Linked DNA regions of Homo sapiens: all the other regions are linked to region 2. Evidence: chromatin loops called from intact Hi-C (ENCODE). Cell type or tissue: PC-3. All regions are shown on one strand. Each heading gives the region's core, and the rest is flanking DNA. Links, peaks and the distances in the headings are about the cores only. Region 1 overlaps WLS (Wnt ligand secretion mediator). Region 2 has its middle 65 kb from the start of RPE65. Region 3 has its middle 89 kb from the start of WLS. Region 4 overlaps GNG12-AS1 (GNG12, DIRAS3 and WLS antisense RNA 1).

Evidence for each region. A loop is a pair of places that touch in the nucleus more often than their neighbours do. Peaks named below come from ENCODE experiments on the same cell type or tissue, not always from the same donor. Only the 100,000 strongest peaks of a DNase experiment are listed, where the experiment ranks them.
Region 1: a loop joins it to region 2, with 2.9 times the contacts of the local background. A loop is called at or near these places in 3 of 110 quality-filtered maps.
Region 3: it touches region 2 in a loop (4-fold over the local background); 2 of 110 quality-filtered maps call a loop at or near these places.
Region 4: a loop joins it to region 2, with 7 times the contacts of the local background. A loop is called at or near these places in 7 of 110 quality-filtered maps.

What each region holds. Positions count from the first base shown.
Region 1 is chr1:68,172,657-68,176,656 of GRCh38, reverse strand. The region is part of intron 2 of WLS (Wnt ligand secretion mediator); the gene reads left to right. All of the region lies in intron 9 of GNG12-AS1 (GNG12, DIRAS3 and WLS antisense RNA 1), which reads right to left. Among named protein-coding and RNA genes, the nearest start is that of MIR1262, 9.0 kb to the left of the region's middle. In PC-3, for the core only: no CTCF peak of the experiment used is centred there; DNase peaks (open chromatin) are centred at 1,716 and 2,386; H3K4me3 peaks cover 1,035 bases; H3K27ac peaks cover 560 bases.
Region 2 is chr1:68,380,821-68,388,686 of GRCh38, reverse strand. No RefSeq gene overlaps it. Among named protein-coding and RNA genes, the nearest start is that of RPE65, 65 kb to the left of the region's middle. RefSeq lists an enhancer at 3,428-4,627. In PC-3, for the core only: CTCF peaks have their summits at 3,980 and 5,411; DNase peaks (open chromatin) are centred at 2,326, 2,694, 3,496 and 4,116; H3K4me3 peaks cover 2,846 bases; H3K27ac peaks cover 4,000 bases.
Region 3 is chr1:68,317,482-68,325,347 of GRCh38, reverse strand. No RefSeq gene overlaps it. Among named protein-coding and RNA genes, the nearest start is that of WLS, 89 kb to the right of the region's middle. In PC-3, for the core only: a CTCF peak has its summit at 4,063 (motif pointing right); a DNase peak (open chromatin) is centred at 4,067.
Region 4 is chr1:68,117,858-68,121,857 of GRCh38, reverse strand. GNG12-AS1 (GNG12, DIRAS3 and WLS antisense RNA 1) reads right to left here. Exons shown (of 10, transcript NR_040077.1): 8 at 617-733. It also overlaps a transcript of WLS not described here. Among named protein-coding and RNA genes, the nearest start is that of MIR1262, 64 kb to the left of the region's middle. In PC-3, for the core only: a CTCF peak has its summit at 1,504 (motif pointing left); DNase peaks (open chromatin) are centred at 127 and 1,487; H3K27ac peaks cover 70 bases.

The DNA.
Region 1 (4,000 bases), core at 1-4,000, 210 kb after region 2:
AAAAGTGTCCATATTAGAGAAAAAAGATGAGCTGCTGAAAGACAGAGGGCCTGGTAGGTGAGTTGCCTTGATGACCAGCTAAGAAATTTGGAGTTTGTTTCTTAAGAAAAGGAATTGAACATCACATCTCTAGTGCTGAAATAAAATGTGGAATTCAGGATTTGAGACTCGTAGCTTGTCCTTTGAATTATACAGCAGCTGAAAATCGTGTTTCTTTTTTTCCCATCTGGACTTCTCACTTGGTGGTTTTCCCAACGGGAGGGCATCTGTGAACCTTTTAATGGGAGAAGTCATCAAGCTGGGTTAGGGCTGTGCTCCCAGGGCTGGCTTCGGAGGCAGGTAAAATCTGACTCCCTTTTGCTTTTCAGCTACAGACACAGCCATTGCTGCCACCACCAGCTGGGTGACTCGGAATCTAGGGGTTGCCAGTAATTGTGGGTTTAAGTCACAGAGGAAAAAGATAAGAGGAGAGCCAGGCTGGTTTTTCCACAATTAAATGTTGCCTCTCAGGCTTCTCTGTTGGCAGGAATCCAAGAGGTCAGGAACCACCAGCCATATTATTTTTGTCCCTGGCTGCCTGCTCTCATTTGTATCCCCTCCTCATTCATGGGAACGAAGAAAAGGTGGGTTGGAAATAAAAAAGCTTGTTCTAGCCTACTTTTTCCTTTACGAAACTTGTCAGAAACAAAGCTTTCCTGTGAAACAGACGGGATCCCTTCTAGTAGCTGGCTTTTCCTGCAAGCGTTTTCTGTCTCTTCTTTTCTTTCTGCTGGCAGCACAAATGTATTTTCCGGGTTAGGGGTGTTACCATTGTTGAAATCTACTTTTCTCCTTGTATAGTCATGCTGGTATGCGGTGTTATTTCTCAAGCACTGCCCTGTAGTCTGGTTCTCTGGTATTTTTGTATTTGTTAATTGTTTAACTCTTCCATTAGTCAAACTCAACTTGTTATCCTTTGTCACTCAAACTCCATTATAAGTGCCCTGAGGACAGGCATGGTTTTATAGCTCTTTGTTTTGGCCTCAGTGCCTTAAGTATAGAAGGCAGTCAACAGCTGGAGGTGTTTTAGATTTCTACATTCATGAAATATTAGAACTAGAAAGGATCTTAGTAAGCCTATGATCCAACTGTAGTATTTCATGAAATAATACATTATGTAAAGTGACTTACTCAAATTGTTTGGCTAAATAGTGGCCTTTTTAGAGCAAGAAGCGGGTGTCCTAACTTTCCTACCCCATGACTGAGAGACATAAGGGGAAAGTACTTGAGCTGCTGAGTCAGGCAAACCTGGGTTCTCATTTTGCCTCCCTCTCACATTGGTAGCATGGCCATGGGCCTCAGTTTCCTCACTTTGAAATTGCCTGTGATGGTTTCCATCTGGCTGGCATCTGCATGGGTGAAAATGTCTACACATAGTAGGCAGTAAAAAATGTGAGCTCTTAGGAATCATTGTTTTATTTCTTTTAAAAATACTTCATTTATAAGAAAACATATTTCTGAGATCTTTTCAGCATCAGAAAATGGTGCCCGATTGCTCTTGGTGAGAACAACTTTGGAGGGAGAACAGGCCAGTAGGCCTCTTTGATGGAGATTCAGCCTAGAATGAGCTAGAAATAGAAATTAGTCCCACCTACAGGACATAAAGCTCATGGATGTAATGCCTTTTCCTTTTCCCAGTTGTCCCTCCATATAAGGGAGTTTGGGTTGATTAACTCAGCAGTTAGTAACACAGCCCTTATCTTACTCACACTCAGAAGAGGATGTGGAGTAGTGGAGGAGGTCACCAGGCCAACAGGCCCAACTTGCTTCCTACATGATAGGAACATCAATGGTCATAAACCATTTGATGAGATAGGAGAAGCCAAGGGCTGAGGGAGGAGATGGCATTCGGGGCAGGTGTGTGGAGTGATGCATGTAGAGACCAACGCAACAGTGCTAGCGTGACCCGAAAGGAAAGAGCAATGATTTTAAGGGAAAGGCTGAGGGTGATGGCTGGAGAAGAAGAGCAGAAAGGGAGTCCAGCTTAACACTCTTGTGTTGTGGGTGGCTTTTATTGAGGGAGGAGCAGCAGAGTTCTTCCGCAGCTCCACCAAGGGTCATGGTTTTCCATTATGCTTCCCATTCTCTCACACACACATATGCTTCATCCACCTTCTTTATAGTATTATGAATCTGTCCATTATCTGGAACCCCGGGTGGCAGTAGAATATTGTCCCACTGTCTCCTGGAGCCCAACTCGAGGAATGTCCTGGCTGATTGATCAAGGGAAGGACCTTATCTTTAAATAGAACCCCAAAGCTGAGTGCAATAATTCCCCACATAAGCCGTATGAAACAAATACTTCGTGTGAATAACACTGGCCTGACTCCAGCAATAACACAGCTGTTGAAACAGCTTAGTCACCAGGGCGATGGAGGTATGCAGTGAGGGAATGTTGGGGTGCCGTGATCTGACATTTAGCTGGCTGGCAGCAGCGCTGAGAGCCAACATGGAGCTGCGGGAGAGCTGCAGAGAGAATCTGCTACCCGTCCACAGGCATTATTCCCTTGTTTCTTTTGAAGCCCAACCGTAATCCCTTCCCTGGGCAAGGCAGACTGAGGAGGAAAACAGAAAACATTTTAGGACTGAAGGGAGGGAAAGAAATGGTTTGCTTCTTTTAGACACCTGGTTTCTGCCCCTTAATGATGCATGTTTATTTCCTGGATAACTTTTTTTTAAATGCCCCAGGCTAGGCAGAGTATAATTTAGATATGGCAAAGGGGGAAAAAACTCATTTATTTATCTTGCCTAGAAAAACGTCATGACTCTTCTTAGCTTACTTGTGTCCAGGGGATGTATGAAGAAGTCAGCAGGGAAAGTCCTGGCCCTGCTGCCTAATATTGCCTGAATCTCTGTAGCGGTTCATCTGCCAGAGCTCTTGTCTGAAGGACTCTGGGTAGATCTGGGCAAAATACTTAGCTGGTTTCGTCAGGATTTTGGGAGGACTAATAAACTGCCATGGAGCGACCCCATCCCTCTGCCAGCTCTTTGAAGAACTGACCTGTGTGTTTTTTCTTTATCCTGGACTCCCTCTGCACTGTTTGTTTTGGAAGTTGTTAAGTTAAATTAGCCATCCCTTTCCTTTCCTGGTTACTGTATGACAATGCAGCTGTCAGTCTGTGAACTCTGCCATCATCTATTTTTAGACACAGTGTGAATGAAGCTGTCTTCTCTAATTGCATTCAGAGAGAGAGAGAGAGAGAGAGGGGCACGCAGGTAGATTTTCACAACGATCAAATCAGCTATTCTAAATGCTCTGTGTACTGACAGTGTCCTGGAGAGAAAGCAAAGAAACCCACTGTGTGTTTTCCTCACTTGCTTTCAGGTTTGTTTTCTTTCCACATTGATGTTGATTATGGTCAAATAGGAAAGTGCTGTTGCCACATTTGCTTTCCAGTGTTTTAACACTTGCTAACTTAGATGGTTCTGAGTTCTCTAGCTTTGTTAGCGAAAGATTGGTTCATCATTGGGTTCAGATTCTTTGGTAAACAAATTCCTTAGAAAATATCCTCCTGGCAGTATTTTCCACAAGGTTAAATCGTCTTAAGCACACTGAGAACTGTGTTAGCAGTGGGCCTCAGTTTCCTTAGGATGTCTCTTTGTCTACCTGGCCCCCCATCCCAGTCCGTCTTCCGCACAGCTGCCAGAATCTCCTCCTTTGCTTTAACATCCTCTAAGCAAAATGCTGCAGCACTCAGGGCAAGCTTCTTCCCTTTGTCATTAGACCCTTCCTGTTCTCTAGCCTTCCCTGTTCCCTCCAGTCCCTCTCACATTCCCTGCCATATTGAATTAGTTGCTTTCCCTGCTATTTTGTGCTTATGTGACTTTTTATACATGGGGCTTCCTCTGCCTGTAATGCCTTTTCCTATCTCGCTGCCTAGTGAACTCCTATTCTGCAATTCATTGGTAAATATCACCTCTTCTCAGTAGGGTGAGCCAGAAGATTGTGTCTTCTGTGCTA
Region 2 (7,866 bases), core at 2,180-6,179:
GGCCAGAGGTCCAGGGGCTCTGGGAGTGGCTGCCAGGTGAGATGAACAGTCCGATTTTCAGTGGGGTCCCACACAGATGGGACGCGGCTTAGGAGGAATCCTGGGCTGCGGGCATTCCTTGGCCCAGTGGCCAGATTTCCGGCACATGTAGCAAGCTCCTGGGGGAGGAGGTTCTGGAGGAAAGCCTGGCTGCTGTGGTTCAGGCATTTGGAAGTTCTTGTGTGCTGGAGATGTGGCTGGGGTTTGTCTCAGAGTGGAGGCAAGGAATTGCAACTTTTTTCTGTTATTGTACACCTTGAAGATGAGGTTAATTAAGTCCTGTTGTGGGGATTGAGGGCCAGATTCCAATTTTCGGAGTTTTATTTAATGTCGGGAGCAGATTGGGTAATAAAATGTATATTGAGAATAAGACGGCCTTTAGACCTTTTAGGGTCTAGGGCTGTAAAGCATCTCAGGGTTGCTGCCAAACGAGCCATGAACTGGGCTGGATTTTTATATTTGATGAAAAAGAGCCTAAATGCTTCTGATTTGGGATAAAGAAAAAGGAGCATTAACCTTGACTATGCCTTTGGCTCCAGCCACCTTTTTAAGAGTAAGTTGCTGGGCAGGTCGGGGAGGGCTAGTCACGGAACGAAACTGTAAGCCGGACCAGGTGTGAGGAGGGGAGGTGATAAAAAGATTATAGGGTGGAGAAGCAGAGGCTGAGGAAGAATTGGGACCTAGCTCGGCCCGGAGAGGAGCAGCCTTGGGAGGAAGGGAGAGGTCAGATGGGTCTGTAGAAATGGAAGATTAGAAAGACTAAGCGACGCTTGGGGTTGGTACTGAGGGGACAGGTGGGAGGGAAAGAAGGAAGATTTGGGACGAGTTGCACTGGGCACAGAGACTAGGAAGGGACTGATGTGTAAAAGAATGCCTGGACGTCAGGCACCTCAGACCATTTGCCTATTTTACGACAAGAATTATTTAGATCTTGCAGGATGGAAAAATTCAAAGTGCCATTTTCTGGCTATTTGGAACTACTGTCGAGTTTGTATTGGGGTCAAGCGGCATTGCAGAAGAAAATAAGCATTTAGGTTTTAGGTCAGGTGTGAGTTGAAGAGGTTTTAAGTTTTTGAGAACACAGGCTAAGGGAGAAGAAGGAGAAATGGAGGGTGGAAGGTTGCCCATAGTGAAGGAGGCAAACCCAGAGAAAAGAGAGCGTAGAGACATGGAGGGAAGGGGTTCAGGGGTTCTTACCCTCCTGAAAAGCGGGAAGGGGGTTTGGGGCACGGAAATAAGGGATAGGGGCACAGAGATAAGAGGTTGGGGTGTGGAAATAAGGTATTGGGGGTTCTTGCCCCCTAGAAAAGCAGGACTTGTCACTAAGGGTGAAGGAGAAGGGGTTGAGGGGTACTTGCTCCTCCCCCAGAAAAGCGGGACTTGCCGCTAAAGGTGAAGGAGAAGGGGTTGAGGGGTACTTGACCCTGCCCCAGGAAAGCGGGACTTGCCACTAAGGGTGAAGGAGAAGGGTTTGAGGGGTACTTGCCCCTCTCCCAGAAAAGCAGAGAAGGGGTAGAGACAAGGAGAGAAGGGGTTGGGGTACTTGCCCCTTCCCCAGAAAAGCAGAGAAGGGGTAGAGACAAGGAGAGAAGGGGTTGGAGTACTTGCCCCTTCCCCAGAAAAGCAGAGAAGGGGTAGAGACAAGGAGAGAAGGGGTTGGGGTACTTGCCCCTTCCCCAGAAAAGCAGAGAAGGGGTAGAGACAAGGAGAAAAGGGGTTGGGGTACTTGCCCCTTCCCCAGAAAAGTGGGACTTGCCGCTAAGGGTGAAGGACCAAGGCAGGCGTCCCTGCGTGGTCTGATACCTTTGAAACGTGGGTGAATAATCAGAGAGACATCCCTGCAATGATTAAACACCAAAGGAAGGCTGCTTTCCCAGTCCGTGACCGGCGCCGGAGTTTTGGGTCCACGGATAAAACATGTCTCCTTTGTCTCTACCGGAAAATGAAAGGAATTGAAATTAAGAGAAGGGAGAGATTGAAGTGTGGTGCCAAGATTGAAAGGAGAAAGAAGTTGAGGGATAGTGAGGGAGGTTGGAGAAGAGAGTAAAAAGAGGCCGCTTACCAGATTTGAAATTGGTGAGATGTTTCTTGGGCTGGTTGGTCTGAGGACCTGAGGTCGTAGGTGGATCTTTCTCATAGAGCAAAGAGCAGGAGGATGGGGGATTGATCTCCCAAGGGAGGTCCCCTGATCCGAGTCACGGCACCAAATTTCATGCGCCTCTGTGTGAAGAGACCACCAAACAGGCTTTGTGTGAGCAATAAAGCTGTTTATTTCACCTGGGTGCAGGTGGGCTGAGTCCGAAAAGAGAGTCAGCGAAGGGAGATAAGGGTGGGGCCGTCTTATATAGGATTTGGGAAGGTAATGGAAAATTACAGTCAAAGGGGGTTGTTCTCTGGTGGGCAGGGGCGGGGGTCACAAGGTGCTCAGTGGGGGAGCTTCTGAGCCAGGAGAAGGAAATTCACAGGGTTAATCACTCAGTTAAGGTGGGGCAGGAACAAATCACAATGGTGGAATGTCATCAGTTAAGGCGGGGCAGGGCCTTTTCACTTCTTTTGTGATTCTTCAGTTACTTCAGGCCATCTGGGCGTATACATGCAAGTCACAGGGGATGCGATGGTTTGACTTGGGCTCAGAGGCCTGACAGTACTTAGATCAGTTCCTATCACAAAATGGGTTCACTGTAAATGTTAGCTAGAAGCATTACAAACTGAGGACAGGGTCACAACTATATCAGATGGGATTGTAATTGATTGTTTACCAGGTCTATAGTGAATTTTTTTAAACAAATACTAGGAAAATTCATAGCAATAGTGCCTACCTAGTTCTGGTTGCTCAGCATAGTAGATGCAAAAATACTTAATCTGGTTAAATTATATGATCTTACTTTGTCAGGTAGATTGTTTGGGTATGGATTTGTAATTCCACACAGTGCTATTACCAGTATACAAGAATCTTTGGTTTATTTTAGTGTAAGTTATCTTAACTTTAAACTAGTTTTTTAATTAGTATTCCCTCTTGGTATTGTTACCAGAAAGGGGTCCTGATCCAGACCCCAAGACAGGGTTCTTGGATCTTGCACAAGAAAGAATTTGGGGTGAGCTCATAGAGGAAAGTGAAAGCAAGTTTTAAGAAAGTAAAGCAATAAAGAATGGCTACCCTATAGGCAGAGCAGCAGCTTGGGCTGCTGGACTAAGGAGATACTTATAGTTATTTCTTGATTATATGCTAAACAAGAGGTTGATTATTCATGAGTTTTCCAGGAAAGGGGTGGGCCATTCCCAGAACTGAGGGATTCTCCCATTTTGAAGCCATACAGGGTAACTTCTTGACATTGTCATGGCATTTGTAAACTGCTGTCACTGCACTGGTGGGAGTAACTGTTAACATGCTAATGCATTATAATTGGCATATAATGAGCAGTGAGGAGAGCAGAGGTCACTTTCATCACCATCTTGGTTTTGGTGGGTTTTGGCAGGCTTCTTGACCACATAATGTTTTATCAGCAAGGTCTTTGTGTCCTATATCTTGTGCCAACCTCCTATCTCATCCTGTGACTAAGAGTGACTTAACTTCCTGGGAATGCAGCCCAGTAGGTCTCAGTCTTATTTTACCCAGCGCCTATGCAAGATGGAGTTGCTCTGGTTTAAACGCCTCTGACAGTATCATATAAAATACATTCAAACCCTGTTACTGTGGTAAGAAAAAAGTTACTCCTTGATAACAAGTACATACTAAGAAAAATACAGTTATCCCTACATATTAGATAATTGTGAATCTGCACCAATGGTTTACTAAATGTACACCCACCTTTGACCTAAAAGTATCATTGACTTTTCATTTATCGGCAGTGAATCATTACAGCACAAGAGCATCTTGTGGACTGTAGATGGGAATAAAATGAACTAAAGGAAATGACCTAGTAAAAAAATGTAGTGAATGCCTCTGTGTAATTGCTAAAATACCACCACAGGAGGGCCCAGTGTCTTTCCTTGAGTGCAGTGTGTTTCTGGAAGACCTTTAAGCCTGGAGACTCCCAAGGACAAGCACATAAAGGAGATGAATCACTTTCCAGTTCTCATCAGTGAATCATGGTTGAGATCACCACTACTTAATTTGAGCTTTTCAAACATATGAGTCACCACACAAGTTCCTGCATTCTAAATTAGAATGAGAACAGATTTCGTGATGTTGGATCAAGTAGCTCTTAAGGGCAGTTTGCCTGGGCTGGAAGAATGGGTACATTAGATGTATTCCAAACAGCCAGCTTGGGCATGAATACACTGCCCCATCAGCTTTCTGGGAACTGGCACAATAAAATCACTTCCTGAAGTTAGAAGGTAGAGAGAACTCCAACAAGGGTATAAATAGTGCACAGAGTAGTTCTGCTAAAACGACAGGATCCAGAGACACTCTCAGTCTTGGAAATCCTACCAACAAGGATTCAGGTACTTCCTTCTTTTATTAAAGACATTAGTGTTTTCCATTGCCTCCTGTAGTCTAAGTTGTGCTGTCATCCTGAGAGTGTTCCAAAGCCACACGGATACCCTACCTGATTCTCCAGACTCCTTTGGCTTCCTTAGTGTTAATGACCTTCTTCTCCTATCTCCCATTTCACATCACACATACTCCACGTCCATCCCAGTTTGCTATACTTCTATCATTACTTGGAATTATTCTATCTCCTAAATATTAAATTCAAACACTCCATTCACTAACTGCAACCTTTCTTCCAACATTCTCATTCAGTTACTCCCAGTCTATTATTTCTTCAGCCTCTTCAGGACTTCCAGATCCTCTCCTCTTTCTCCCAATATCAGCCCTTCTTTTCTGTAATTATTTTGCAATAATAGTTGTTACCATAAGGGCACTAACAAGTAAGTCATAGCAATTAACAACAATAGCAACTAACATTTATTGAGTTGTTCGTTTATGCCAGGCATTGAATTAAGCACTTATATCATTTAATTAATGCCTTACATCATTTAATTCCCAGGACTACTCTATGAACTAGGTTTTGAGGACCGTAGCCCAGCCTTCATGTTAAGCTTTGCTACATCTTGAACAATTTTACACTCCTCATCATTCTAATATAACTACTCATATGAAATGCTTAGTCATTATTCTAAAACCTAGACCAATGTGGTAAGGGTGGCACCACTGGCATAGTAAGAAATTGTACCTGAAATCTACACTAGTTAGACCAAGGAAATGGAGCTTAACTAAAGGCAGTTTTTGCAGCCTTATAAAGTAATTATACGAGCGGTTGGGAGTGACATAATTTGAGGTATTAAGAGACTTGGTAAGCTCCTGCTTATGGCCTCCTGCAACCTGCAACCTGAAAGGACCTCAACCTGGACAGGCAAAATGCCATCTCCACCAGCTGGGGCAGTGTTCTGTAAAGAACAGGAGAAAGTCAAGAAGCCACACTCACCTCATCTCCCTTGGATGAGGTATATGAGCATCCAATGCTAAGAATGCATCCTTTGCTCTTATAATATCCTTTGCTCTTATAAGCTTATACCAACTCATAAACAACATAAATTTATTTCTCATAGTCCTGAATTACAAAAAAAAATCACCCAACCCCCAGTGCTAACCTTAGTGTCCAGTGGCACTTATAAGGTGCTAAATGATTACTTGTTGAACTGTTTGTTTTATTGAGATTTCAACCCTTTGACAGTATATACTAATGAGGTATCCTTCTCACAGATTCTCCCAGAAGGATAAAGCAATAAGAAGCTTGAACCTAGAGCTATCCCTCTTTATTAAGGGCTTTTTAAAAATTGGAATTCTATCTGTACTATAAATTTCATTTTATTACTGACTCACAAGATTGTTCTATAAACCTCTGGCTAGACCGATTTTATATGATTTTGTAAAAATGTCATCTCTTCTATTTAAAGAATATAAATGCATAGAATTATACACATAGTGTTACATAGACACACACACTAGTTTTCTATTGTTGCATAACAAATTACCCCAAACTTACAACAGTAAATAATACAGATTATTAGCTATAGTTTCCATGGGTCAGGTATCCAGCATATTGTAGCTGGGCCCTCTGTTCAGGATCTCAAAGGTTGAATAAAATCAAGATGTCAGCTGAGCTATGTTCTCATCAGGAGACTCTGGGGAGGAATATTCTCCTGAGCTCATTCAGGTTGTTGGCAGAATTCAGTTCTTGTGGTTGTAGGACTAAAGTCTCCATTCTCTGCTAGCAACTGTTGCCCAGGAATCAATCTCAGCTCCTAGAGGTCACTCAAATTCATCAGTTTGTAGGTTCCTCCTTCTTCAAGCCATCAGTGACACATTGAATTTCTCTCAGGCTTTGAATCTCTGACTTTTGCTTCCCCAGTAAGCCAGAGAAAACTCTCTTGTTTTAAGGGCTCTATGTAATTAGGATAGGCCCACGTGGTTGACATCTTATTTTAAGGTCAACTGATTAGTCACCTTAATAGCATCTGTAAAATCACTTTTTCATGTAACATAACATAATAAGGGGGTGACAATAGAGGGCAGAGATTAAGGGGCTATTTAGAATACTGTCTTCCCCAAATTCCCATTAGAGTATCAACTCAAAATCAAAAATTCTCATCTAAATCTCAATGGCTCATATGCCCCCAATCCCATCACGTAAATCATGTAGAAATCAGGAGAGGATGGGGCTCTAGGGTAACCCATAATAACAGTCCCCAGGCACAATTCCTCTCTATCTGTGGACCTGTAAAACTAAAGAGACATGTTATGATCTTCCAGTACTCCAAACATACAATAGTGGGGCAAACATAGGATAATAGTTATACACATTGCAATTCGAAAAAGGCATAATATTTATATTTCACTGATGTCATGGCACTTTTAGGAAGAAATTGGTATTCCGCTGGGCACTGATACTGAAGATGTGCTCTGGGTCACCCCTACCTATTTCCTACCCACTCACCACTTCTCCCCACATGCCTGCCTTTTCCTTCTTTTCTCTGGCAGGATGAGGCGGGCAGGTCTGGGTATAGGAGTACCCAGGAGTTCCCAACTATGGGAACTATGGCTATGCTAACAGTGAGTATAGTGCCTGTGAGGAAGAAAATGAGACTCACTGAAAGTCTGAGAAGCAAAGTCACTGCTACAAAATCTCTTTCCATTGAAGTGGACCATGAAGCTAAAAATCAAAATAAATTATTAGCTGAAATGGACTCATGATTTGATTCTAAAGTGAGGTGATGCAAGTAACTGTGAGTTTGGAATTTGTTCCAATTAATGGCTTGAAGTACCATTTTGATAAAAATCAGCATCAAAACATTCTTAATTTTCAAATACTATGACCTTTTCCATTGAAGATTGCTGAACTTTGCTTATTTTATAAATTGCATTAGATAATACAGTGCTCGTTGTTTTAGTTTTATTTTACTTGTTTATTTTTGAGACAGGGTGTCACTCTGTCACCCCAGCTGGAGTGCAGTGGTGCTATCATGGCTCACTGCAGCCTTGACCTCCTGGACTTAGGTTATCCTCCCACCTCAGCTCTCTAAGTAGCTGAGACTACAGGCGCGTGCACGCCACCAAGCCCAGTAATTCTTTTTTTTTTTTTTGAGATGGAGTTTTGCTCTTTTGCCCAGGCTGGAGTGCAGTGGCACGATCTTGGCTCACTGCAACCTCTGCCTTCCAGTTTCAAGTGATTCTTCTGCCTCAGCCTCCCAAGTAGCTGAGATTACAGGCATGCACCACCACACCCAGCTAATTTTTTTTGTATTTTTAGTGGAGACAAGGTTTCACCATGTTGGCCAGGCTGGTCACGAACTCCTGACATCAAGTGATCCGCCTGCCTC
Region 3 (7,866 bases), core at 1,774-5,773, 63 kb after region 2:
GCTAAACATTGGATACACATGAACATAAAGATGAGAATAATAGACACTGGGAATGGCAAAAAAGGGAAGGGGGAGTCCAAGGGTTGAAAAACTACCTATTGGGTAGTATGTTCACTATCTGGGTGACAGGATCAATAGAAGCCCAAACCTCAGCATCATGCAACATACCCTTGTAATAAACCTGCACATGTACCTCTTGAATCTAAAATAAAATAAACTGGGGGGGAAGGGGAAGAGGAGAGGTGGGGATGGTTAATGGGTACAAAAAAATAGAAAGAATGAATAAGACCTACTATTTGATAGCACAATGGGGTGACTGTAGTCAATAATAACTTAATTGTACATTTAAAAATAACTAAAACAGTATAATTGGATTGTTCATAATACAAAGGATAAGTGCTTGAGGGAATGGATAACCCATTCATTCTCCATGATGTGATTATTATGCATTGCATGCCTGTATCAAAACATCACATGTACGTCATAAGTATATACAGCTACTATGTACTTACAAAATCAAAAATTAAAATAAATACATAAATTCTAAAAATTACAAAAGAGTGTCTAGGTTAAAATGCTATTTTTCAGCTTACTAGTTATATGACTTGATTACTTACTGTAGCAGACTGAAAATACTTCTAAATTTGTTGATTTTCTTCATATTTAGAGGTAGAATCTAATTCCCTTTCCCCTGAATGTTGGCTAGTCTTAATGACTGGCCTGTGGCAGAAGTCACCTCCTGTGGGTTCCTAGGCTATTTGATAAGAAGCCTTATAGCTTCCACTCAGACCTCTTGGACAACTTGCCCTGGGGCACCATGTTGGAAGTCCAACTACCCCGAGGCCACTATGCTAGGAAAAAACTCAAGCTAGCCCTGTGAAGTCACCATGCAGACAGAGATGCCTGGCCAGCCCCTCACTATTCAAATCATCCCAGCTGTAGTCCTAGACCCCATGGAGCAGAGTAGCACTGCCCGTCAAATTCCTGCTCCCCCAGAAACATGAGATAATGGCAATAAATTGTTGTTTTAGGTCACGAAGTATTGCAGTAGTTTGTTAAGTGGCAATAGATGATGAAATACTCCACTGTGTCTCTGTGTTCTTGTTTGAAAGTGGGGATACAACAATTTTCTACCTCTTTGCATCACTGTAAGAGTTAAATGGGTTAGAACTTGTAAAGCACTTAATGCCTGGCCCAAAGTAAGTGCTTGTACATATTAGATGTTATTATTTTAAAGATGTTATTTTTTATTTCTATAGATCAAAACAATTTTGTTTTGGTGAAATTAGTGATGGCTCAGAGCTAAGGTACATGATGATCTTGATTAATAGGTCACATTGTGAATTGGATGCCTTTGGTTGACTTTTTAGTTAGCAGGACTTGATTCAGACCCTGTGTAAGTAAGGTGATCTCTTGCTGAAAATCCACGTGTCAAGGGCGAAGGAGCAACCCCTGCCCCAAATATCAACTTAATCATCTTCCTAAGGCATCTGAGCTTTGCCCTGGGCAGAGGAGAGAGGCTTCCTAGTACGCTTCCAAATGCCTCCATTTATACTGCTGTTTTTTTGCCTTTTCCATACTGGCATAATTTGACACTAACGGGAAAAAGCTCTTGAGGATGAAAACTGTTGGTCGTTTCTCCCTGTGAGCTTGGAATCCAGCTTCAGAGGAGGAGAAACACAAACATGACACTAATGGACTTCCCTTGTTCTCAGTTCTTCTCATTTCAAGACAGCAGTGCCCTTGGCCTCCGGCTCCTGGCTTCAGATCCATTAGTGCCGGGCAAATGAGCCATGTGGTTTCTCTCATCTCCTGCCCATAAACCACCACACATACCTCTCTCCTGACCCTTCCCTCTAGTTAACATTGTTTAACACACTCAAGGACACAGTTGCGGTTCTTTTATTCCTAGAAAAGCAAGACGTGCTAATGCTTCCTGTGCTGGCCACCTCGGTGGCGACTCAAAGCCACAGCCTGGGCCGTTTGATGCTTTCTATTTCGGAATGGTATTGATAGCCTGTTACTGAGTGCCTCGGTGATGAAAAGCGCCCCTGGGAACCCGCTGACACGCCTGCGTTCCTCCACTGACTCAACCTGGCACAGCAGTCACTTCACTCTCCCTGGACTTCCAGATGTTGCAAGGCCTTCTCCAGGGCAACATCAGGGCTCTGTGCCCCTGGGAGGAGGAACTGAGGGGCAGAAAAGGGATGGAGAACTCAGACACACACACAAGTATCCTAACTCACGAGGGCATTTGTGTGCTGGGCTGGATATTTAACCAGCACCTGAAGTAATGAAAAGTGTTTTGGTTTCAAAACACCAGACCTGGGTTTTAGGCCTCATTCTGCCTTATACTAGCTGTTTGAGTTTTGGTAAGCTATCTAGATCTCAGCCTGCTTATTTGTGTAATTAGCACAGAGGGCTATCCTGACAGTTGGACTAGATGGAGTTTTGCCTTTATGCAGCGGAGATCTGGAAGGGCATACAGATATCAACCATTACCAGGAAGAGCCCAGTTTTCTTGTAGCTGGGTCACAGACACATTTGGAATCCAGAGGATGCTAAAAACAGTTCAGCTGCTGTTCTCAACAGGCTGCCTTTGAGTCCACACAGAATTTACCTTCTCTGTTTCCTCCATACTTTCTTTTTCTTTTCTGTCTTCTCCCCTGGGTCCTAGTTAAGGATAGAGTCTGACCGTCCCTTTCCTCTGAGCCTGGGACAAGTTCGACTCCAGGAGCCTTCTTAGTGGAGCTCCTGAAATGAAACAAGACTCTCTTGTTGATCCTAACTGCTTCTCTTAGCAAAGCTTTGAGGTGAGATCTGAGAATGGGAAACGAGTGAGAATGGGACCACATTAAAGGGACAGAGAAGTGTACCTTGGCAAAGATTAGCACATAGTAAGTATTCAGTAATGCCCTTGCCTTTCTTTAATTTTTTTTTCACCTAGTTTTCACTTTTATTCTGTCCAGGGTAGTTCCTTGTGCTCTCAGTTCAATTTGGATGTTTTCTTATCTGGACATATCTTAACATCTGCAGATGATTTTCCAAACTTGAGGGCTTGTAAACAATTCTGAGTCAGTTGTGGTGGATCATGCCTGTAATCTCTACGAAAATATGTTGGCTTTTTTTTGTTGTTGTTGTTTGTTTTTTGTTTTGAGACAGAGTTTCGCTCTTATTGCCCAGGCTGGAGTGCAATGGCGCGATCTTGGCTCACTGCAACCTCCACCTCCCAGGTTCAAGTGGTTCTCCTGCCTCAGCCTCCAGCCTCAGCATGTGCCACCATGCCTGGCTGATTTTGTATTTTTAGCAGAGATGAGGTTTCTCCATGTTGGTCAGGCTGGTCTCAAACTCCCGACCTCAGGTGATCCGCCCACCTCGGCCTCCCAAAGTGCTGGGATTGCAGGCATGAGCCACCATGCCCAGCAAAAATATTTCTTAAAAATTAGCTGGGTGTGGTAGTGCGTGCCTGTGGTCCCAGCTACTCAGGAGGCTGAGGTGAGAGGATCCTCTGAGCCAGGGGAGGTAGAGGCTTCAGTCAGCCATGATTGCACCACTGCATTCCAGCCCAGGTGACAAAGACCCTGTCTAAAAAAAAAAAAAAAAAAATTTCTGAGTTTTTCATAATTCTTTTGTTTCTTAAAGCAAATTGGTCCAATGACTAGATTCCTCCATCACAGTTAATTAATTTTTTTCTGGTCCTTATTTCTAATATCTGGGGTGGATTTCCACTGATATAAAGAAAGCTGAAGACAGATCCCAAAATTCACTATGCCCCTGAAATTCTATTTTGTATCTAGAAAAATCTAAAATCCTTCAGTGCTCTAGAGTTTCAGTTTAAGAAAGCTCTCAGCCAGTGACTATACAGGGACAAATATAGAACAATGACAGCAATTACCAGGACACTGCCCCACTGACAACATAAAAAAGTAATGTCATAAACCTATGGACACAAACCAGTTTTATGTCAAGGAGCCCCGACTCCAGGGTTCTTCTGTAAAGCAGGAGAGGGCCATTAAGCCCTGGGCTTAGCCAGACATCCTCATCCATGGGCCAGGGTGAGCCGCCAGAGGGCAGAGCCGTGGCAGCAGCAAGACAGCTAGCCAGCACACTCCGCAGCTCCTGCAAATATTTAACTAAATCTTCATTCTAACTCTCCAACCGACTAAATGTGTGACCTTGGGCAAGTTGCTTAAGCTCCCATGTCTCAGTTTTCCTCACGTGTAAAATTAATAAAATCTAGGCCAGGAAGTGTTATGGAAGTTAAATGAATTTATACATATAAAACTCTCAGAATGATGCCAAGCAAATAACAAATAACATATAAGTGTTTTCTGGTATTACTGTTGTTCTCATCAACTATTTTGATTACATTTTTAAAAAATAGTCTTTCTTCTAAGCTAACACAATTTAAAATTGGAGGTTCGCACAAGTCAGTCTCTTCCTTGTCTTTCCTAACTTATTCATAGATTTTATTATTATTATTATTATTTTAGAGATAGGGTCTCATTATATTGCCCAGGCTAGCTTTGAACTCCTGGGCTCAAGTGATCCTCCAGCTCAGCCTCCTGAGTAGCTAGGACTACAGGTATGCCCCAACAAACCCGGCTTTTGATTCATAGATTTTTTTTTTTAAAGTCGATTCCAATTTCCCATTCCCCATGTGTTGTATAGGGTGTCAGCTGGGAGCGTGCAAGTCTGAGGGCTTCAGGCTTTGCCACTGTGTGACCTGGGGCAAGGCACCTGGCCATCTGCTCCTCCCTTTTCTCCCATATGAAGTGGAAGGCTCATGCTAGGTTACCTGTGGAATCAATTCAGCCCTCAGGCCAGGAGAACAGCAGGGCTCCTTCAGTGCTGCATCCCTGTATTTCTCTTTCACTCCAGATTCCAAGCAAGGCTGAAGGCAGCCTATTTTCAAACTGCTCAACTCTCTCAAGAGAGGAAGAAAACCTGCCTTCAAACATAGCTCGCTGACTTTCCCCAAGATAAGCAACCCCCTTCCCAAGACTCTCTGATTATCAAACATGTCAGCAGTATTCTAAGAATCCTGTATAAAATAAGCAAACCAGTCCTCCGGGAAGACCTGAGGGACTGCTTTGAACAAGGGAAATGAACCTTAATGCATAAATGGATACATCCTCATTAAGCTGCAGATGCCAGGAATCACTGGGATGCTGACCCCTGTGCGGGAGGTACTGCACCTCTGCAGGTGGCAGGGTCACCAAGGAGCATAATTCTCTACCCCCTGCAGAATACTTGCCTGGAATATCTTTATATTCTCCGGGTGATGCCTGTAGAATTTTTTCTTTCTTTCCTTTAATCTCTCCTTCCAAAGTAGTCTCGAGCCCCTGCTATGCGCCAGAGACTGTGCTTACTGACAGTTACATAAGGAAGATTAAGACATGCTTCTTGCTTTCAAAAAATTCACACATCAGTAGGAAAAACTAAAATGTAAAGAATTCTATAACACAATGCCAGGCTAAATCTGGTTCCCCTGTTAACACTCTAATAGCACTTAGTACTTTCCTTTTCTATCACTTATCACAAGTTGGTAAATGCACTTGTATATTCCATTAATTAATATCTTACTTCTGCCAACCCCCCTCTCACATTGTAGACTGTGACTCCTTGAGCTAATATATACTTAGTAATTATTATATACCAGACACTGTCTTAAGTGCCTTATATATATTATCTTTCAATCTTCACAACTACTTTAAGAAGAATATACTAATATTCTTATTTTACAAATGAGGAAACCAAGACAGTAACGTGCCTGAGGTCACACAGCTGGTAAGAGTCAGAACCAGGTCTTAAACAAAAGCGGTCTGGCTTCAAATCTCTGTTCTCAGCTCTCTATTAAAGGGAAGATATCAAGACTCTTTTAAAGGTGATGGATAAGTAGGTGATACAGCCTAGAAAGATTTCCTTCTAAAATTGTTAAATTTCAATAATGTAGGTAAGCTTCCTTTGTCTGGAAAATCCATTCATATGGAACTCCTTAATTCCTACTATCAAACCCAATTTAGGCTTTGTGTATACAAAATATAAAGAAGAACAGGAGATAAATGGTGGCACTTAGATCAGAAAAAAAGAATATTTATTGCAAAACAAGTCTATGTGTATTGAAAAATACTGTTATCCTAAAAGCAAAAGGCTATATATTGTCATTTCTCTGACTTGATCTAAATTTAAGATTATGAAAGCCAAAGAAAATTGATCAACTATTTCCTAAAGAAAGAGACCCACCTCCACTGCTGTAATAATCCAATTCATTAACCCATGGACAGCAGGCACTTCTCTGGTAGACGCTTGTTATCATCTCATCAACTAAAAATGCAAATGTCTGTTAAAAATAAATGAGATTGGCAGCTGGGCATGGTGGCTCACACCTGTAATCCCAGCATTTTGGGAGGCCGAGGCGGGTGGATCACCTGAGGTCGGGAGTTCGAGACCAGCTTGACCAACATGGTGAAACCCCGTCTCTACTAAAAATACAAAATTAGCTGGGTGTGTGTGGTGGTGCATGCCTGTAATCCCAGCTACTAGGCAGGCTGAGGCAGGAGAATCACTTGAACCCAGGAGGCAGCGGTGGCAGTGAGCCGAGATCACGTCATTGCACTCCAGCCTGGGCAACAAGAGTGAAACTCTGTCTCAAAAAAAAAAAAAGAGATTGGCTGGGCATGGTGGCTCACACCTGTAATCCCAGCACTTTGGGAGGCCGAGGCAGGTGGATCACTTGAGATCAGGAGTTTGAGACCAGCCTGGCCAACATGGTGAAACCCTGTCTCTACTAAATATACAAAAATTAGTTGGGTATGGTGGCAGGCACCTATAATCCCAGCTACTCAGGAGGCTGAAGCAGGAGAATCGCTTGAACCCAGGAGGTGGAGGTTTCAGTGAGCCAAGATAGTGCCACTGCACTCCAGCCTGGGTGACAGAGCGAGACTCTGCCTCCAAAAATAATAATAATAATTTTTAAAAATGAGGTTCCTTAATGCATCCGTGTAATTTAAAGACATATTAGATTTCTAAACTGTTTAATTGTTCTGTGCCTTTTAAAAGTATAACATGAAGACTTTTTGTCTTGATGTGTTAAATTCTTGTTTGTAGTTTAAAGCCTGACATGACACCAGTTAGGTTTAAACCCTGGCTCTCTTACTAATTATCTACGTAGATGTGGGCTGTTGGTCCAGTTTAGTTAACTGCAAAATTAGAAGACTGAATTAAATGATTTGTAAGATTCTTTTGTCCTCCCCTAACATATTGAAATTTGAAAACTTTGTTTATATCTTTGTATGATGCTTTATTTCCATTCAATAATGTTAGAAAATATTCATGTTTGACTCCAGTTTAAATTCTTTCCATGAGCATTTACTGTAATAAAAACAATTAAATTCACTTAGAAAATAAATTGGAGTTAGGCTCAGTGTTCAACAAAGGAGTCTGGTTCGCAAAGCATCAACACACAGGACAAGGACATCTGTTGTAGAGATTATTGGTGTTTACAAATACCAGTGTTCTGCTTTTCTTCTGGGCACATGGCTGGAGCACATCTTGCAATTAGTTGAGACCATGTGTCTGAATTTCAGCCAATGGAATATGAACCTACATGGCATGTGCCACATCTATGCCTGAAATGTTAAAAATGTCCTTCATGCAGTCCTGGTTCTCCTTTCCTACCCACTAGCTAAGTGGACAGAATTTGAAAAATGGAGAGAAGAGCAGAGACACAAGACAAAAGGAGCCTGGGCTCCCGAATGACCACATGGAGCAGAATCCTTCTGCAGGCCTTTACTGGATTGCCATGAGAGAGAAAAAGACGTTTATTACGTTAAAATACTGAATTTGAGGCACTAGCCTATTCCG
Region 4 (4,000 bases), core at 1-4,000, 260 kb after region 2:
CCTAGCATAGTGTGGGAATTCAATCAGGAAGAGTCGGTGAGAGAGTGAACACACTTGACTAATCCCCATCTCTCTCTGCTGCGTGACCCTGAGTTATTTGGGACCCATCTTCTTGATTCAAGCTGACTCATCAGGATGTCAGTGCAGTTGGTCAGGCTCAATTTGCTGGTGTGTCCAGACATTCATGAGCCTGTACTTTGTCTTCTGTATTTCAAGGTCCTTTTTATCCTGTAGTGCTCCGGGAACCATCTGACTTCTGCAGGCTGTCTCTCCATCATGTTTTGATACGTGATTGATTTTGTTGCATGGGGATAACTTGGTTTCTGAGATGACATTAGCAGCCCCTTTTCTGCTGACATCGGGGGGCCTTCTAAGCATGTCTTGAAGTGTTCAGAGCTTCCTGTCTCCTGTGACAACACACTGATCTCTCAGGGAACAATGCCCTTCACTATTGAGACCAGACCTTTCCTTTGTGACTTTTCCTTATTTGGATTGATGGAACCCCTTTTTGTAGGGCCTGCCCCACTCAAGTCTTCCCTACCCCAGGCTCAGCATCTCAGCTCCTGAACCCCTCCTCCAGACATGGTTTCTAGAAAGTTCTCCCATTACTACTTACCTGTTAACTGCATCCTAGCTTCTCAGGGTTCCAAAATATGATGTTCAGATGGCAGGACTGCTCCAGCTGGCACAGATTAGTGTGAAAATGTCCCTTCCTGTACTAGGGCTTGATGTCCTAGGAAAATGGTACAGGATTTTTAAAAATACTCACTTCTTACTTTTTTGCTTCTCATGACCAAGCAACCACTAAATACTTAGTTTTAAAAATTTGTATTACCAATACCTTCTCTGTATTCAGCAATATTTTTGACTTAATGGTAGAACTTTACATATATCCCTGTTATGTATATTTTTTCCCATACACCAGTTAGGTTAAGGGACATCTTTAGCTTTTAAAAAAGTACAGTTCGAAATATAAAGTAAAAGCAGTTAAGTCTTTTCCAAGTACAAAGTGAATTGGTTCCAATTGCTAGAGAATTTACAAATATATATTCACCTGAGGCCAGAAAAAGCTCCTTTGGCCTAGGCCTCTCTCCTTTATCAAGCTCTCTCCATCACGAGTGTGCACATGTGCGCGCGCGCACACACACACACACACACACACAGAACTTAACAGCAGTGATGTGTGTTGTAATATGCAACTTTGTAAGTTACATATCACTCCCCAATACCACCTTCTCAGTCACGGAGTAGAGATCTTACTTCACAAGAAGTGAGACTCAGAGAGGTGAAGTGACCTGTGCAAGGTCACCTATTACAGTGCCAGAGTTGGAACTAAAGGAACTTCAGTCTGTGAACTTCAGTGTCTTTCCAGTAGCATATTTGCAGCAGAAGAGTCAAGAATGTTGTGAGCTGCAACTCTCACTAGAACCAAATGACCTTATTGGGAGATGTTAGTCCAGCCTTAAAAACAAGCTCTTCACCTCCATGAATGGCAAGTGTCTGCCCTCTTCAGGCCAAATCGAGAATGACATCTATAACTGAGCAAATCCTCAGAACCCAAGTCAGACCTTGGATTATTGCTTTTCAGTAAGTTCTGGTCCTGGCTGTGTCTCTAACTCTTGCTGTGGGACCCTCAGGGAAGCTACCCACCCCCTTCACCCCACCTGAATGAGATGATTTCTGAAGTCCTCAGCAGCCCTGATTCTAAGCCTCATAAGGAAGAGTAGGTGTTAATGGCATCCTAGGGCAATGGTAGGCGCCTGATGCAGATCTGCTGTGAGCCATGTGCTGGCATCACAGGGGTGGTTTATTAATTTCATTTATCATCTGGACAGCCCCTTCTTATAACGTACATCCTTGCCTCTTCTGAGGCTCTAAGATCCCCAAGGTGGCTCCTGTATCCAGAAACCCCTTGGCCTTCCCTCCCAGTTAAGCAAGATCTCTCTTCAACTCAGGGATGCTGAGAGATTGAAAGTGAACTACACACAGGAACAGCCAAGATAGGAGTTATTTCTATAGCACCATGCTTGGCTGATGTTCTTTACACGGAGTGGGCAGGATTTTTAAAACAGCGTTTGTGCCTTTTAGCCTGGGCTCCTCCTAAAAGCAGACTCTGGGACAAGGATTTGTGTGCAAGTAGCTGGCTTGAAAGGTGATTCCAGGAAGCACTGAGGTGGCATGGAGAAGCAAGGCTGAGAAGAAGGGAATGCAAAGAACAGCCACCAAGGTGCACGGCCAGGGCCTCTGTCAAGCTGTGAGGAACATGCTGCAGAGTTGTCCCCTGGGGCTGAGGAAGCTGTGAGAGAGAGCCACTCCACTCCCATCCTTTGTAGGTAGAGGGCCACCGCCAGGCTCTTAGCTACTTGGAACTAGGGCCAGCTTGAGGAATATGGGTGAGGCACCCATGGCCTCTGCTACATTGTTTTTAATCCAGTCTCAAAAACAAAATGGTCCTATCACAGAAACTCTGCAAAAATACATGAAAGAGTAAAGAAAAACATGTAAACATTTTACAATTACTCTATCCAAAGATAAATACTGTTAAAATGTCAGTATGTTCTTACACAAGTTTTTCCATGCATATATGTGTAGATTTATATACATTAAGATTGTATTATACATAGAAAATAAATTTCTGGACAGTTATATAACCTGCCCTTTTCAAAATATATCTAGGAAATCTTTCTATGTTATTGTGTTGTCTTCTATAACATGATTTTCATGACTTTACTATTATAGTCTCTAAAAAGGATGGTTCATAATTTTTACTGGACATTTCAGTGGTTTGCAAAGTTTGACTATTACAATATATGTTGAAATGAGCATCCTTGGATATAAATCTTTTTTGTACATCACTGATTGTTGCCTTAGTATCAATTCCTAAGAACTACTGGGTTAAAGATCAATTATTCATTCAATAAGCATATGTTGAACATCTAATATTGGGCCAGGTGCTTTTTTTTTTTTTTTTTTTTTTTTTTTGAGACAGAGTCTTGCTCGTCACCCAGGCTGGAATGCAGTGGCGTGATCTCGGCTCACTACAATCTCCACCTCCTGGGTTCAAAGTGATTCTCCTGCCTTAGCCTCCTGAGTAGCCTGGGATTACAGGCATCTGCCACCACGCCCAGCTAATTTTTTGTATTTTTAGTAGAGATGGGGTTTCACCATGTTGGCCAGGCTGGTCTCGAACTCCTGACCTTGTGATTTGCCCGTCTTGGCTTCCCAAAGTGTTGGGATTACAGGCGTGAGCCACCACAACCAGCCGGGCCAGGTGCTATTGTAAGCATTTGGGGCAGATCAGTAAACAATATCCCTATCATTGTGAAGTATATTGGTGTGGTAAAGGAAGGCGGGAGGGAGGAGGCAATAGATAGTAAGGTGATAGCGATGAAGGCTACACAGAAAAGCATTTATCATGGACACCTGTAAGCATACAGAGCCCTCCAGAACTGTGCCAACAGCAGAATGAGAGAGGCTGTGGCCCGCATCCTCACTGACACTACGTAGTTTTGAAATTTGCAACTTCAAGATGCAGAAATTGAATTTTGCATTTACTTCATTACCAGTAACACTGAGCATGTTTCATGTTCCTATGACTTGATATTTTTAGGTTGTCAGTTCAGATTCTTTATCCATTTTCTTGAGAGTCTGATTTAGTATATTTATCTTTTGTCTGTTACACGGGTAGCTCAACTTTTCTCCATTTGTCACTAGCTTTTATTTTGATTTGGATGTTTACCAGGATATAGAGCTTTTTTCTATGTAGTCAACCTGTACATTTTTTCTTTTATAGTTTCTAGTTTTGCTTTCATGCTTAAAGAAATATCCCCTAAGATAATAGGTCACCCACATTTTTTCTAGTTTTAAAAATTCTGTTTTTTTTTTCTCATCAATTCATATAGAATTTGTTTCCCAGCTGGAAGACCAATTAAATATTTTTTCCAGACAGTTATCCTAGCATGATTTTTTGGATCATAATTGGGAAGGACAGGATCTAGCA